4 separate regions of the Homo sapiens genome follow, and regions 1, 2 and 4 are each linked to region 3. The links are chromatin contacts, found by Hi-C or POLR2A ChIA-PET in ENCODE. All regions are on one chromosome and are shown on one strand. Each heading gives the region's core, a stretch centred on a gene start or an enhancer-like site at or near the end of the contact. The rest is flanking DNA. Distances are from core to core; before and after follow the strand shown.

Region 1 (3,879 bases), core at 1-2,500, 260 kb before region 3:
TAATATGATTTGACAGATTGCAAAGTGAATGGTTGCATAACACAGCCTTTATCATTTCTAAAAAGCTGCCTAAAATAGATAGGCCTTAAGAATTTTCTTTTGTTGACCCTAACTTAGAGCTTGTTCCCATCGGATGCTCTCCCACAGTCACTTTCTCCCCTCTGTCTGTCTCAGGCCTCCCCACTGACCCAGCTGGCACAGATCTAGCCTCCATTACATGCCACATGCTGGCTCTGAAACTCTCTGCTAGGGCTCCTCAGAGACTTCAGAACCCAATAGTCTGTGGGGTACCCCTCCTATACAAACCTAACACCGACTACGCCTACAGGGCAGCTTTCACCAACACCACTGAGGATGCCTTGCTGGGGAAAACTAGAGAGGCAATCCTTCCTTCCATGCTTGTCAGGGCCGCAGCAGTCTCAGCTCGCCAAGCCCTAGGGTGAGGCCTGATTACAAGACATTGGCATTCAGAACCTAGAAGGGGGCAAACCAACTTGAAAACCGTCCCTTAGGTGTCCTGCTTCATGACAAAGCTACAGCACAAATAGGAAGTCACGGGGTACTGTATATCTACAACCTCAATAATGATCGCCCTTTTAAATGTTTACATTCTTCCAGGCACTAAGAACCTGAAATAAATCAACTGCATTCATCGTAAGAATACCACCTCTGAGGAAAAAAAATTAGTATCCCATTTTCTGAGACGGAAAACAACAAACCAAACAGATGGTGGTATCAAGTTTGTCGGTTTTCTGAACCCTTGGTGGGACCCTGGGACATACTTACAGGGATGACAGTGTGATCCTTCAACAATTTCCACTAGCAGAGCTGGAGGACTGCGGCCTACTGGACCTGAGCTGGCAGGAGGGTAGATGCCCAGCCATTCTCTCCAGGAAATCTCTGATGGTCTGTATTCATGGATCCAAGGACAACCCAGTCTTCCTTCAGTTTTACAGAGCACACATGAGAAGGCCCAGCTTGCGTTCCCAGAGATGACCTGAGCTCTGTCAACAACTGCCTACCCCCACAAAAGGACAGGCAATCCCTTGCACAGAGTTTCTCACAGAGGGGCTAAGAAATCGGCCAGCAGGGATGTCAACATCCACTACCAAGAACAGCCACTTGATGGCAATCTTAACCTATTCCCTTGGAATTCGTCCATAAAGGGAGACCCCAGAAGGCTAGAAGCACCAAGCATGGGCTGCACAACGTGGACAGAGCTAAGAAGGACGTCCCTGCTTGACCTGAGTGTGCGGCAGTGCGGCGATGAACGGATAGAGAACCCCACACCAACAAGCACTGTTGGGTTCTTCTCCATATCTAGGCTTCTCTGGGGACTAGGCAGAAGTGGCTATAGGCTCTGCAGTCAGACAGCTCAGGAGCATGGAAACCTCTCGAGCTCCATGGCGCACTCACATTGGGTTTCTCATCAGACTGAAATGCAAGTGGACAGATGACAACAAATATGAGAATAAATCAAAGGCAAGTTCCTCCTCCTTACTGTGGAAACTTGTTCTCTGAAACAGGGAAGGGCAGGAGGCAGGGGGTGAAAAAAGTGGACTTTCCTTAGAAGGTGGGACACCTGTTGAATAAAGCACTCAAGCACCGCCCTCCTCATTTAAGTTGTCAAAGAAGGAAACTAAAAGCCATGTGCATCTCTAGGAAAAAAGTCTCTCCAGTTAAAAATAGAAATACACTGTAAATTGCTGCACTACACACTTCTATTTTTGGTAGCAGGAAGATGAACTGAAGGGCTCTCTGAAACATCAAAACATCAAAGGGTGGGAGGGGGTCCATACCATCATATTACCATAAAATAGTCCACTGTCTTAGCTAGGATAATGACACGTTTCCACAGAGGGTTCGACCTCACTTTGTGTGGTAGTTTCCCAACTCCTGGCTTCTCCATTTATAAAAAGAGTTCAGGCAGAGTGAAGAGTTTGCCAACATTTTCCTCAGAGGGATTCAGAAAGTGCCAGCTGAGAGCCTTCCAGCTCACCCTTTAAAACTCTGTAACACTTTCCAACTGAGCAAACTGGAAGGCCCTTTCAAATGACACTAGGAACAAAGTCATCTCATGGAGGGTACACTGCTGGGGGAGCCCCTAGGGAACAGATCACTCTAGATGCATTCTTCTAAATTCACTCTCAAAGGAGGCAAGATGCTATTTTTCAAATAAGCATTCAAAAGCATGGGTCCCTTGGTGAAAACCCCAATCACATGGGATGGAAGCAGACTATCAAAAATAACAGTGTTCCAGCCTGGGCAATACAGTGACACCCCATCTCTACCAAAACATTTAAAAATCATCCAGGCGGTGACACGTGCCTATAGTCCCATCCACTCAGGCGGCTGAGGTGGGAGGGTTGCTGGGGGCGGTGCACGCAAGCTGCAGTGAGCTGAGATCGTGTCACTGCACTACAGCCTGGGCAACAGAAAAAATAAAAACAAACAGTTAAATAAATTGATTAAATATAAAAGACAGTTAAATGATTGCAAAATGGAGACCTTGGACTGCCTTCATGTAACACATGGCAGCATAACTTTGAGAGCCATGGAAAGCTAAAAGCAGACTACCACTTCAGAGACCACCAGAAGCTAGCCTGGGAGCCTCCACACGTGGCCTTCCCCGTCACCAAGATGGCAGTACCAAGCATGAACAGGCACCCACCTAACTGCAGAAAGAAAACAGGGACTCAGTTAAGGATTACCCAGATGACAAGGGCAGGGCAGATCACACAGGAAGACAACCTTTCTGTGTATACACAGAAAGAGCTGAACCAGCCATTAGCTCCAAAGCATAAATGAAGCAAGAACACTAGTAACAGGTCAGGGAGAGAAGCTACGGGGTCTGAAAGCATGCGGGGCATAAGTTACCATGAAACACAAGAGACAGCTCTCCTTGGATGTCAATGGCAGGGTACAGGTTTGGCCTTGCCGGTTTATAATCAAGAATGGGATGTCACTGGCGAATATAAAATATTATAAAATATTTATATATTTTATATTATAGTTTGTTGTAGAAAAATTATATATATATATTTTATAATATATTATAAAATAGCTCATGTTTCTCTCCTCATCCCCACACCTCCTTGAACGATAGACTTGTACTGTTTTTATCATCCTTGGGAAAGAAATTATGAAGAAGCTAAATCTGGGACTCTACAGAAACATTTTAAAGCCTATAGAGGAAGCTAAAAGGATAGATGAGATTTGGCAGCAGGTGAGCTTAAAAATCAAATTGTAAATTAAGGGATTTATGAACTGTAGGGTAATTTCCCAGAAGCATATCTAGTAATCACTCTTCTGGCTTTTAAAGATATACCATACAGGACTCTAAACATTTAAAGTGGCTCAAGTAATAACAGGTTATTTCCAAAAGCTAAGTAAAGGGCCCTCTAAATTTGAGGGAAATCAGATCTAAGACATTCACAAGCACAGCAAAACTACCCTAGTCCATTACAATAAATCTGATAGTAATTAAAGCTACTTAAATACACATATCACAGAATTCGAAGATTTAGAAAACACATGAAGCCTTTCTCTAGCAGGGAACAATATCACTCTATAAGAAAGAACGTCAATAAATCCTATTCACAAACAAGTCACCTCTGGCTGTAGGAAGCCCTATCTGGTGACCCTGCAGGGTCTTTCTATTCTATTACACGTCAAGAATAAAAAATGGCTGGGAGTCACAAAAGGTAGATAAGATGAATTACTGTTAAACAGATAGGATTCCCTCGACCTCAGAAGTCCTCAAATAATTCCACAATGCTTCCCCAAATAATCTATGACAACAGAAACATCCTCCCAGGACCATCACAACTGCCATCCCCCTGTCAAAAGCAGTTACTCCATCCAGGCTTCTCAAAGGTC
Region 2 (4,187 bases), core at 499-2,998, 360 kb before region 3:
TGTAAATCCCTTCCCTCTAGATTCTGTGCTAATTGGTGAGGATCAAGAAAGGGAATCAGTGTTTAAAAGCCTCAGATGTCTCAGTGTTCCCACAAATCCGTGGACCCTACCCTTCCCTAACACCGCTGTCCAAATACCAGAGTGCTATGTCTCTCATATTCTATCTCAAATAAGAGTGTAAGGCCTTTGGTTCCATCCATTCTGGCTTCTCGGGGGCACCTGAGTTCATGGCTAGCAATGCTACAGGGAAGTAAATTTTCAACACAGCTGAATTCTATATATCACTATCTTCAATGGCAAAAGGAACACCTTGTTTACATCTTTCTGAAAACCTAAATACTGAATTATTGGCAAGGTATACATTCAAATAACTTGCTTTATGAGAGAAATGAGTTGCAATATTTTCCTTCTTATTATAGGAGTTATCTTCAACAGTATCCACCCAGATATCACACACGCATGCCCATATAACAAGCTCAAAGACTAGATGGATCTCACCCACAACACAGACCAGCGAAGTTCAAACAATTACGAAGACTGAAAAAGGCAAGTGTCACTGGCCATCTTCCTCCTCGAAACCCAGAGGGTCCGTGTTCTATGCCCACCACGAGAGGCCACAGGGGAGCTGAAAAGCTAACATAGGAAGCCCCTTAAGCTGCTCCATGTGTCCTAAAAGGGAGAAATAAAACAGAACCAACAACCCAGCCAGCACCACCATTGTGGGGAAACCTGGGACCCACCAATCTAACAAAAGGACACCCCTTTTCCTGGCCTGGACTTGTCTATAAGGAGCCAACACTTAATCAGTACAAAAGGAAACAGAAGAATGGAGGAAGGCATTGTCTTACCTTGTTACCGAAGGTCTCCCTCAACCCACCTCTGTATCAATTAAAACCACACAGCCCCAGTTATGCAGCCAGTGCACTACAAGGAAGGCCACCGCTGCACGTCCTGAGGGATTCCACAGAAGAGCACACACAGGAAGTCATCTGAACTCACTGAAGAATTAGCGCCGACGTGGGCTACAGCAGGACCCTCCATTGAATGACAATACATTTCAGCTGAGCAGCTTTATACATAAGTGCTTGAAGTTACTCCTTCTCTCAGCTCTGTTGTGGATTTCTGGCTTCTCAGCCCATTGCCCCCAGCCCCCAACCCAGCTCTGCAGAAAGTGAGGTGTCTGCAGCGTGTGCTCCTTGGCCCACAGCCATCCGTCACCTGTATCTCAGGTGATCCCAGGCACACGGCCATGAGATATTAAAGCAATCCCTCCTAGTCATAAGAGAATGGTTTCAATTTAACAGGCAAGGTTGAGAGCATTTTCAAGTTACGTTCGGCCAGATGAGTACTGGCAACAATACCTCATTCTTCTTGCAGAAGGGATATAAGGTGAGAGATATGAAAGTCCAGGACATCAAACGTTCCTACCTGACTTTGTTCTTAATAACAGAAATTCCATCTTAAAAACTGTACCCAATCCACACTCTGTGTGCTTGCTTTAAGAATATAAAATCTCTCCCCTCCATCCTTATGGGTTTTTCTCCACCCCACCACCGACACACACAATATTTAAATCAACTCAGTATGATGACAGATGAAAAGGAGAAACATGCACTTCCAAGGCAGAGCAGAAGATGAGAAATGACTCTGATGTTTTTGGTTAACTAAGCAAAAATGTTTTAGTCGTTCAAGATTATGACGCTGTCCTCAGTTCAACCTCAGATTCACTGGCAAGTTCTTCTTCTCCACGAGAGGGAGCCGTTGAGCCGAGGCCTCTGCCAGCCTTTCAAAACAGAACCAGAGGCCCAGAGAGAGAAACAGTTGGTGGCTGGGGGTAGTCCATTTGCACTTTAAAACTTGAATCAAAAACAAAGAGCCTAAACAGAAGCGAAATGCACTGGACAGACAGTGAGTTATGGAAGGGGAGGAGCAGCCTGCTCAAACACTGACCGCAGCAGCAGATGGGCAGGAGCCTCCTAGCCAAGGCCAAGGCCAAGGCAAATGTGCTCTAAAAGAGATGCCTGGGTTCCACTGGGCAATCTAGATGTACCTATAACCTCTCCTCCCACTGAAGGCAATGTAACTGAGTCACAAATACCCCACCACCAGCAAGTGCAATTCAAATGACAAAATAATGTCATGAGAAGAAAACCTTTAACTTTTTTAAAAACTAATATGATTTTCTATGTTTCCTTCTCAATAGCCGTATTTTCCAGAACTTTAAAAGAATATTCTCAATTCCTTGGCCCTCTCTGAATCTTACTAGGGCAGGATTTTTCTGCAAGGCTTGTACATTTTCATATGAAAACCTCTTCAGTGACAGTAGCCTATAGCTCAATGGAAGGTCCTGCAAAACCAGTGGGATTAGCCAGTTGATCATTTTCTTCTCACACTCAGCCTCAGCGTAAGAAATGAGAATCACATGTGGCCACATCTGGTTCAATATCCTGGCTTACAAACCACACAAATTTCTACACAAGTACAAAACCTGCTCATGACTCTCTTGGAAAACTAATACTTCAAAACCCTTGCTAGAAATAAAGCTCGTCTGTTGGACTATCCTAAACTTGTTACTTTCTGTCACTGCATGTAAGCAGAAGTACTACTGCAGGAAAGCAACAGAAAAACACCATTTGCTCCTTGGTGAGACCCTTACCATACAACCAAATTATTACCCAGGGGCACTCCCAGCCCCATGACAATGCAATGTTATACAGGCATGTGCATTCCATGACAAAGACAGCTCATTTGGTATAATCGAGAGTAAACGGCCGGGGCCAGAGCCCTCTCACCAAGAAAAAGGCTTAGGTGAAGTACGCACTGGTGTGTTCTAACTCTCGGGTTCTAGGGACTCCATAAATCGCACACACTATCAAATGGCATTGCCCAGTTCGCACGAGGGGAAGTGGTTTTAGACTTGGAAGACAGGTGCATGCACCCACACAGTTCATTATAGCAAGCAGAGCAAAGGCACTTCTCGGCAGCACCCCCTAAAAATTACATTCCTCCACATTTCAATACAGTCACATTTATGCTTTTAAGCTGAACAATAACAAAAAAAAATCCACATATCATATTTGAAATGAAAGATCAGAGTATCCTCTGGGCCCATATCTTTCATGCAGTTGAAAAGATGAAAGGTCACAGTCTAATCACTTGTATCAAGCAGTCACAAGGGAATCTACAATTTGCTTTTACTGACCTTATTTTCAGAGTACTTAACTAATAGGATCTGAGGGTTTGAAAATTTTCCTTTTATTTCTCACAATGTCCCTGGTATAAGGAGTTGGCCAGACTGGCTCCAAAGGAATAATAGGGCCCAGGAAGGTTAAATATCACATCTCAAGTCTCATTGAAGGTCAGAGTCAGAGCCAAATTAGAATCTGGAGCCATGGGTCAACCCATCTGGGCTGGTTAGACTGGAACAGGGAAGGAGGAGGAGAGGGAAGAGGGAGAAAGTGGGGAAAGGGTGACAGGAGAGGATCCCCGTCAACACCTGCAGGATGCCCTGCATGAGCACATGGCGCTCCCTGCAAGGACTCTACCCTGAGCCCCGGAAGCAGCTGAAACTCCTGCACTAACTCAGAGGACAGAGGCCGGCTGTGTGAGGGGCACCCCAGGACCTCTTTCCTGCACCTAAGATCCTGCACAGGGAACAGGTCACACGAACACGCCATGGAGCATGGGGGCAGGCAGGGCCATCCCAGGCTAAGGCAGTACTTTCTGTTCCTCCTCAGCTCTTTCCTCTGTCCAACTGTACTAATTCCTCTCATCCCCTTACAAATGAAAACCTTGAACTGAATGAAGGCCAAGTGCTGAGAGTGAGCTCTGACCAGCTGAGATGACAGGCGTATCCCACGCATCCCTATTCGTGACCGTGCAAGAGGATGTGCGCACCCGTGTCTGTCCGTGCATGAGAACATGAACAGTCACATGTACATGACTCAGGTCCTCTGCCACCCTTCATTCCTGCCTCGCCATCCCAAGGATGGGTTCTCAGGGCAGAAAGGCAAGATCTGGAAGCTCACCTGGATATGGCCTCCAGTTCTGATGTGGCCCATGAGAATTTTACCACAAGTAAACTAAAAAAACTCAAAAAAGCATAGTGGGATGAATAGAAGATAAACAAAAACAACTTAACCCTACTCTAGGATTCTGGGAAAGGAGACAGGATGCAGTCACATGGT
Region 3 (4,365 bases), core at 1,749-4,248:
TGCCCTGGTCTAATCTCTACTGACTGTTTCTTCCTATAATTAGAATCACTACCCACATCACTGTAAGTTAAGGAGACCTAATATTTAGATAAGTCTGTTTTAAACTTGCTATTAAATTGAGTGAAATGGAGTTCTCAGGTGAGCCCACAAGTCTTCAGATCCAAGGTGAAGGCTCCGTTTCTCATTTAAACATTGTCAAACTAAGAATGATTTGATTGCTTGTGGATTTTGCATATGTCAGCACAGTAGAACCTTAGTCATGCAAATCTCTGTTGCTTAGCATGGCCATAACCCAGAAACACAGAGCTGTTTCCATATTTTATCTGTGTTTGTAGTTGAAAGCATGCCTTCTATTGTGCTTTTTTTTTTTTTTTTTGACAGAGTCTCGCTCTGTTGCCCAGGCTGGAGTGCAGTGGTGCGATCTCGGCTCACTGCAACCTCTGCCTCCTGGGTTCAAGCGATTCTCCTGCCTCAACCTCCCTAGTAGCTGGGACTATAGGCCCACGCCACCACACCCAGCTAACTTTTGTATTTTTAGTAGAGATGGGGTTTCAGCATGTTGGCCAGGCTGGTCTTGAACTCCTGACCTCAAGTGATCCACCCACCTCAGCCTCCCAATGTGCTGGGATTACAGGAGTGAGCCACCACTCCAGGCCTATTGTGCTTTTAAATAACAGATGTCAGGACAATGTTTAAAGCACATAACACGAGTATTGAAAAATGTTTGTCCGCTTTTAAAAGAAAAAAAAAAACCCACAATAATGAATTCAGCCTGCCAGTTTGTATTTTCAAGGAATATTTTAACTCTTGAGGAATTTCTAGCACCTACCCTTTAAATATCCCTCTCCTACAGTGAATGAAAGCCAAAGCCATTTTGGACTAACAGTTTCTTGTGTAGACGCACCAAGGCAGCAATATATAAGTCAGTTTTTCAAGGATTGAGACTCCCTTAGAACTGCAGGGCTCTGTGTTAGTTCTCACTTACTGAGCAAACAACACACGAGGGAAGTAACAGATACACTCATTTTGAAGACCTCGAAGAGGATGAACCAGAGGCAAGTTAGTGCTTTGGAAAAAATCAGATGTAGGGGCAGAGGGGGTTGGAGGAGAGATGAAGGCAGAAGATGCAGCATCTCTCTGGGAGAAATGGCAGGTGAATAGGCAGGAACTGAAGGAGTGGTGGGTGGAGCAGATGGCTCAGGGTCAAGATTCAAGTGAGATTCCGGGAGGGTGGTAACCAAGGACACCCCACAAGAGACGTGGTGGGAGGACTGACGCGGCAGGAGTGGGGAGAGAGGCCATGGGCCTATTTGCCCATATCTGGCAACCATCTGCAGCGTTGGTCTGAACCTAACTCATGGTAAGATTGGAACAGTGAGTCCCCAGCAAGTGGAGGTAGGTTCCTCACCTTATTTCATAAGGCAGAATTTATGGTGGAAAAGAAGGTAACAGGAAAGGGAGCGGCAGTGAAAAGAATGGAGCTGAAATAGACTTTTGCAATTGACTAGAACAGTTCCCTCTTTGGGAGGTGAGGCACTAAAGCCTGGGTTGAAAGGTAGGTTATTTAATATCTCAGGGTCTCAGCTTCTCTCACCTGTAAATTAGAAGGGTTGCATTAGAAGGTTGTGATATTTCTTCTTAAATTATGATTATAGAATGCCACTTATTTATTTCTTTATCTTAGCTGACAAGTAAAACTTGTATATCGTTATAGCATTTAACATGATGCTGCTTTCGTTGTTGTTTTGTTTTTGTTTTTTTTATTGATAGGACTGTTTAAAACACAGGATCCATGGGAAGAGGGTCAAATTTAAAGAGGCCCTTAGGGATTCATTATATGGAATAACCAGAATTTGTTGTGTGGGGCAGTTGAAGGCATTAGAGACAAAATCCTGGTTTCCTAATTTGAGAAATTAAAAAATATATATAGCTTGCAGACCACTACCTTTGTCACCTCCCAGGAATCAGGAAGCCCAGGTGAGGATCCATCGCATTAGGAGAGTGTTACGTCATGCTCTGAGATGTGAATACCTCGTAGAATGGATAATTTAGGCTATTTAACATATGCAGATTGTCATGTGTCTAATGCAGCATCAGGATCTGGAGTCACACCCAGCGCTCTCCACTGTCTACCCCGCACTCCACCATGCCCAGATTTTATCACTCCTAGAACTGCTTTGTAAATTAGCATTCATCCATGATAGAGGCCTAGATGACAGACAAGACGTCCGATGATGCTATGAAGAAGTAACATGGGCTGAGCATGGTGGCTCACGCCTGTAATCTCAGCACTTTGGGAGGCCGAGGCAGGAGGATCACTTGAGCCCAGGAAATTCAGACCAGCCTGGGCAATATAGGGAGACCCCGTCTTTATAAAAAACTAAAAAAAAAGAGAAAAAAATTAGCTGGGCATGGTGGCATGTGGGAGGCTGAGGTGGGAGCATTGCTTGAGCCCTAGAGGTCAAGGCTGCAGTGAGTGGAGATCGCACCACTGCACTCCAGCCTGGGCAACAGAGTGAGACCCTGTCTGAAACCCCCCACCAAACCAAAAAGCACACAAGCAACAGGATGCTATGAAGAAACAAAAGGTTAATAATTAAAAAAAAAAAAAAAAAAACATGCACAGCACTTTGCTTTCCCATTTATCTGGCTAGTGAATGGGGGTCAGGTTTGGGAGGAACGTTATGGAGGGAGTAAGCTCACGTTTGGAGCCAAAACCAAGAGCTTAGGCCTAAGCTCTTATTTTTCGCAAGCAACACTGTGGGATGCCCATGAAAATATGATTATGGAATCCTCTCCATAAAAACAAAGTAGCAAGACCTTCAGGTGCTTCTCACTCTTATTCATGAATAGCCCCTTTTTCTTTCTGTTGACATGGAGTCAAGCAAGTGATTTCAGGGACATCTCAATGAATCACTGACCGGGTAGAGACTTGTTTCAGGAGCAGGCTTCCTAGGGGCAGGATGTGTGCAGGGCGGGCAGGAAATGAATGGGCAACGAGAACGGCATCTGGTCAATGGCACAACCATCTTTTTCTTCTGTTACTTCTCTTTAGAGCATTTGCTCATTCAGCAAGAAAGTAGAGAACAGCTGCCGCATCTTCAGGGCTTCCTGGTTATGCTGCAAAGTGACTAGGGTCATTCAAAATGGGTCCCTGCCCTTAAGAAACTTATGCTCTATACAGAATCCCAGACATGTTTCAAGGACTTGAGAAATAATTACAAGGTAACTCACAATGTCTCTTCCTTTGAGGAAAAGATCAAAAGGGCTGTAGTACAATGAATCATCATGTTGGTGCCTGTTTGGATTGCCTAAGTGTTCCAGGGAGGCATTTGGACTGGAGGTGAACAGGAGCCAGGACTAGATTTGAGAGGCTCTTGACTTTCCCACTCCCTGCCCTGGATCTGATTCCTCCCCAGGAGCCTGGGAATTACAGTGTTGGTTCTCTGACTCACTAGGATGTCATAAAGATGGTGAGACATTGTCTGTCCTGCTCCTTCCGCCCTTTGACAGAAAGGCACCTCTAGAGATGAATACAGGGTGTTAATGCTGATTATAGCAGTTTCGATTTGCATTTCCATACACTAGACGACCTAATCCACTCTGTCTAAACATGGAAATCCCATAACTCTGCCCAACTCATCACTCCATTAATCCACTTAACCCCTGGCCAATACATAATCTAAATATTTAATCATGTCTATTTGTTATCTGTGTTTATTCCATGTTCATTCATGGTCTGAGTCTCCTCTCTGTTTATCCATCTCAGTAGAATCTAGTCTAAACCAGGAGAATCCCAAGGAGAGGAGGAAGAGTGTCTTATCCATTTTATTCTTTTCTGGCACATAGTACTGAACTTGGCACGTAGTAGGTGTTTGATGTTAACTGGCAACAATCTCTCAGAATAATTTTTTTTTTTTTTGCATCTTCAGAGAAATATTTTATTATCACTATCGGAGAATCTTACTGTTTCCAATGCCCACCACAATGCCTGGCACATACTGTTTAATGAGAAGTTGGATAATTAATCTTGGGTCATACAATGGGAGCAGGAGAATGCGAAAAAGCAGAACTGGTCTAGAAGGGAGAAGACTTAGAATCTGTTTTTGGTTCTGCAATAGGCTAGTATATGAGGTTGGTCAAGTCTTTTGAAGGCTCTGGGCCCTGGCTTTCTTGTTAGTCGTGTGGATGGATAGGATTAGAACCCCAATCTGCTTTGGCTCCAATATTTTGCCTAGATCTGAGGGCTATGGTATAGAAAAAGGCACAAGGAGGCGGGGGTTCATCAAATGTCAGAATGAGCGCTTCTTCCCACCATTACCACTGCCACTTAAGGACCAGGAAAATGGGCTGGAAACCAGGGCA
Region 4 (4,230 bases), core at 403-2,902, 310 kb before region 3:
AAGTGAATGCACAGCTGTTCCCTTGCTGAGGGAAGTACATGCCAAAACATCATTTTATTAACTCAATTTTCCAATATTAAAAACGTAAGCTGGTAAATCCAATTATTTAGATTACATCCCAATTCTAAACAAAGGGCAAGGAAAGGGTGGGAGGGAGGGTCTGTTCATTCAAAAAAAAAAAAAAAAAAAAAATCAGACAGTTCGTGTCTGGCAAATGCAAAATGACCGGCATGGCTGCGCTCTTTGTGCCGGTGTGGGAGCTGGCCCTGAAGCTTTGCCAACTTGCTGAAAGGCCTATTCAAAAAAAAAAAAAATTTCCTGTGTTTCCATCCCCAAAATAATTACCCACTCCATTCGCCCCCCAGACACACACACTACAAACCTGGCAGCCACTCAAAGAAACAAGAGTGTGCCCGTGTGTGTGCGCACTGGAGGTTGTGGGGGGTCGGGCAAGGGATACCCTCTACCCAGGGCAAGCTGCCCACCAAATTCAAATGCAAGTGCGGTTGCGAGCAAACCACACAGAATGGTTGTAAACATCCTGAACAGTAAAGAGAAAATAAACACATCCTCAAGTGAACCCAGAGGCTAGCAGAGACCAATTCATAGCAAACTCTGTAATGAGAGGCACTAGCATAGACCATATCCTTCTAAGCGCAAGGTCCACCCAGTTCCCACAGTTTTAAACGGTCAGGGTTTGATTTACCAGAATGGGAGGGCATCACACAATGACAAAACGGGAGGTCAGCTGGCTCTGTAAGCAGAGTTATCCTACGCAGAATGCCTGCTTTATGGTACTTCTGGAGATGGAGCCCTAGTGGTCCACAGCCTCATTTCTTGCTTTACACATAAACTGATGGAACACTTTGTTTATGCAAAAAACCGCAGGATATTAAATATTTGCAGCACTTGTCTTAATTAAGTTACATAGGAAGCTATTTAGAATAAACATTTGCCATAGCCGGAATTTGCGTAAAGAAATCTTTTGTTAGTTGAATTCCCCTCAAGATGAAACATTATGATGTTTTGCTTGGTCAGTGGTACAAGCAAAAGAGTAGTGGTGTCACAAAACCTGAGTTTAGTTCACCTAACTTGTCACCTAGGGCAAGCTGGGTCTTTTTTTCTTAGGTGGTTTTTTTAAGGACTATTTTAAAAAGGGAAGCTAAGGCTCTCTCTAGCTCCAAGCTTCTGTGATCTTTGACCTCCTCTTAAAAAAACAAGTGGTACCTGAATGTAGTAATTTCTGTAATAAATCTTTTGGATCTATCATTTCGTAAGAGTAGATGAAAAGTCCTGATTATTTTGGAGAAGTAAAATCTAAATCTCCAAACTGTCAGTATTGCTAAAGATTTCTAGCGCCAACTTTCTAACTGCCAGTAAAACAGCAAAATATACTGACTTTTAAAGTGCTAGTACTACCACCTAGCACTTTAGAAGGTGGAGGGGAAGGTGAAAAATTCATTCATATATATTTTAGAAAGATATCACAATTCCAAAAATCCACTCCCCTACTCCCTTAAAGATTAAATAGTAGCAATACAATCTGTAATCTGCATTTCCTTCCACTTAGCCCTTCCAATGAGGAGTAACTCATTTAGGCAACACGTTAACTTACTTCAGAACTGTGAGTCACCCTTAGGAACGCTGACATAACTACTTAAAAATATATTCATCAGCTCTATCCATGAAGAAGCCAGCCCAAGGACAAGGCAAGCCTTGCAAATCCAAACATCACCACCACATCAGGAAGACACCATTCTTGCTCGCAGACACTTCACTCCCTTGGAATACTAAAGTGGAAAACAGGCATCAGAGAGAAAGGTGAATCTTTTTTTTTTTTAATTCCAGGGAAGGATTAGGGGGGTAGGAAAGAGGAGGAAAAAAATTAAAAAATCGAAGATAATAGCACTAAATATCTACAAGATATGAACTTTTTCCCAAATAAAACATGACTTGGTGCATATAAATCTCAGGTAGCTGGTGACATCCTGCACAAACAGTATGAAAAGTAATATGCAGTACAGTTTTTTATTCAATTAATAAAATTATTCAATTATGTTTCTTGAAATCTTCTATGGCATCCTGAAATGTCAGAGAACCAAGACTGCCTGAAAATCATGACTGTCATGATCAAGGAAACATCTGACATTGACTTCTTTTGTGTTCTAGAAAGCAACCGTGTCAAATTTGAGAGGGATCATCATTAATCAACAATTAAAGTGGCAACAAAGCCCTTTTGTTCTGTCAGTCACAAATGACACAGTTATAGTTTACCACCTATGGAAGGCTGTCTGCGCCGCCATCCCCACACGGCATAACCCCGTTGTTATGAGGGATACAACTCCAAGCCCAGGAGGGAAGAGCCACAAATACTCTTCTCGTCAAAGACTGCTGGTCTCAGGACAGTCTCAAGCAAAAAGCAGATAGATCTTAAGGCAGAAGGGACTACATAAAGACAGTAAGAGTCAGAGTAACACATGCAAGTAGCTACAGAATCCAGCCAGGATCTGGCCAAAATAATTTCTAATAGGCTGTTGTAGTTACAAGGAGTGAACAAATTATCTAAGTACATTCAGTTTTAAAAGCCTAGAAGAGCGAGTTAAAATGTTAATTTGCCTTTCTACTATCTCTCGATGGGATTCCCTATTTAGTTTTTAAAATATCATTTCAACAAAAACCCTAGCAGTCTCTCAATTTTAGATTACTCAACACCCAACTGCAAATTGCCAGAACTCTCCTGGCAATGGGCATGTTTGGAAAGGCAAAGGGAATGACCCTGTGAGGCGAGAATCCTGTTTTACTTCCTTTTTTTTTTTTCAAAATGCAAGAGAAATATAAGAAGAAATTGTATTCTACAATGCTATACAGCTTATTAAAAAATAAAAATCCAGGCCAGGCGTGGGGGATCACCTGAGGTCAGGAGTTTGAGACCAGCCTGACTAACATGGTCTCTACTAAAAATATAAAAATTAGCTGGGCGTGGTAGCAGGCGCCTGTAATCCCAGATACTCAGGAGGCTGAGGCAGGAGAATCACTTGAACCCAGGAGGTGGAGGTTGCAGTGAGCCGAGACCGTGCCATTGCACTCCAGGCTGGGCAACAAGAGCAAAACTCCATCTCAAAAATAAAATAAAATAAAATAAAAATAAATAAATAAAGAAAATCCAGTGGAATGCTTCTAAGATAGCTGCAGAAACTTCCCACCAGAAATATCATACCAGATGGAGTTGTGCGGTAGGTGAGGTCCTAACCATCCATTCAGCACACGACAGACCAAAGCACAAAGGCGGCACTCAGAGTGTCCTCTAAGTCCCAGAAGGACCAGAGTGGGCTCTGGCATCTTACATGTCCTCCCTCTCATGCAGTAAGTTCACTAACAGAAATTTTCTTCATTTAAAGGGTAACAAATAGAAAAGGGATCCCAGGCAATTTCCCCACCCACTGCAAATCTTATGAAGTAGCCAGCATGCACCAATAGATGGCAATAGCGAGTCTTTACACTCCAGCTGTGGGATCACCCCTAAGGGGAAAAAAAGGAATGCTAAATTATGACAAGCACTAGTATTAGCCAATTTTTAGGACCTGCACTAAAATCTGGTGCCAGTTAAGAACCCAGCCACTATTTACAGAAAGTAGGTCTATCAACGCTATTAGTAATACCATCTCACCCCTCCAACTCATTACACCCCAAAGTTCTTGTATGGAAAACATCTAGGAATATACAATCCAGCTATTTTAGATCCCAAGAAACATGGCTAGAGATAAAACACACAGCATCTAGCCTTTTTTGGTGAGTATCAGAAAACCTACATTTTCTGATTATCACATTTTCTGAGTATCAGAAAACCCACAACATCTAGCCTTTTTTGATAAGTATCAGAAAACCCACATTTTGGGGCTCTGACAGAAATTTATTTAGTTGCCTGGACCTTAATCATTTGTGATTTTCAAAGTATGGGGCATTACTTAAACTATCACCAACAAAAATGCGGAGTGAAGTCTGCTCTGTAAGAAAAGGATTCACTATAACTGACACATTGTCTCTGACAACATTTGTTAAAAATGCCTAAGATAAGGAAACACAATCATAATTTAAAAAATCTGCTAATAGCTAATGAACTTTAGGAAAACTAATTCTCCTCCACCTTCTGACTGTTTGAGCTCTCTGATGCTGAAACAACGGCACATTCTCCCACTTAAAAACCGGAGCTATTACAGACACAGTGTCTGA

What was found. Hi-C counts contacts between places; a loop is a spot of excess contacts on that map. ChIA-PET counts read pairs that join two places held with the same protein, here RNA polymerase II (POLR2A). Pooled maps may share reads with other maps.
Region 1: a loop to region 3 is called in a map with no recorded cell type, with 2.0 times the contacts of the local background. The contact joins two enhancer-like sites. A Hi-C loop is called at or near these places in 2 of 37 single-sample maps with no recorded cell type and 1 of 50 pooled maps.
Region 2: a pooled map shows a loop between it and region 3 (2.1-fold over the local background). The contact joins two enhancer-like sites. A Hi-C loop is called at or near these places in 1 of 50 pooled maps. POLR2A ChIA-PET finds 5 or more read pairs at or near these places in 2 of 52 experiments (Panc1 and activated CD4-positive, alpha-beta T cell).
Region 4: a loop to region 3 is called in a map of mammary epithelial cell, with 5 times the contacts of the local background. The contact joins two enhancer-like sites. A Hi-C loop is called at or near these places in 1 of 168 maps with a recorded cell type or tissue (mammary epithelial cell) and 2 of 50 pooled maps. POLR2A ChIA-PET finds 5 or more read pairs at or near these places in 2 of 52 experiments (H1 and activated CD4-positive, alpha-beta T cell).

What each region holds. Positions count from the first base shown.
Region 1 is chr6:15,387,752-15,391,630 of GRCh38, reverse strand. The region is part of intron 2 of JARID2 (jumonji and AT-rich interaction domain containing 2); the gene reads right to left. Among named protein-coding and RNA genes, the nearest start is that of JARID2-AS1, 140 kb to the right of the region's middle. RefSeq lists an enhancer at 1,049-1,408. Within about 2 kb of position 1,250, at least 5 of the 41 ENCODE cell types and tissues checked have a DNase peak (open chromatin) inside an H3K27ac peak, as active enhancers do.
Region 2 is chr6:15,489,137-15,493,323 of GRCh38, reverse strand. The region is part of intron 6 of JARID2 (jumonji and AT-rich interaction domain containing 2); the gene reads right to left. Among named protein-coding and RNA genes, the nearest start is that of DTNBP1-AS1, 55 kb to the left of the region's middle. RefSeq lists an enhancer at 1,133-1,634. Within about 2 kb of position 1,748, at least 8 of the 41 ENCODE cell types and tissues checked have a DNase peak (open chromatin) inside an H3K27ac peak, as active enhancers do.
Region 3 is chr6:15,132,089-15,136,453 of GRCh38, reverse strand. No RefSeq gene overlaps it. Among named protein-coding and RNA genes, the nearest start is that of JARID2-DT, 110 kb to the left of the region's middle. RefSeq lists an enhancer at 2,832-4,031. Within about 2 kb of position 2,998, at least 5 of the 41 ENCODE cell types and tissues checked have a DNase peak (open chromatin) inside an H3K27ac peak, as active enhancers do; they include mammary epithelial cell, where a contact is called at or near this core.
Region 4 is chr6:15,440,698-15,444,927 of GRCh38, reverse strand. The region is part of intron 3 of JARID2 (jumonji and AT-rich interaction domain containing 2); the gene reads right to left. Among named protein-coding and RNA genes, the nearest start is that of DTNBP1-AS1, 100 kb to the left of the region's middle. RefSeq lists an enhancer at 1-404. Within about 2 kb of position 1,652, at least 3 of the 41 ENCODE cell types and tissues checked have a DNase peak (open chromatin) inside an H3K27ac peak, as active enhancers do; they include mammary epithelial cell, where a contact is called at or near this core.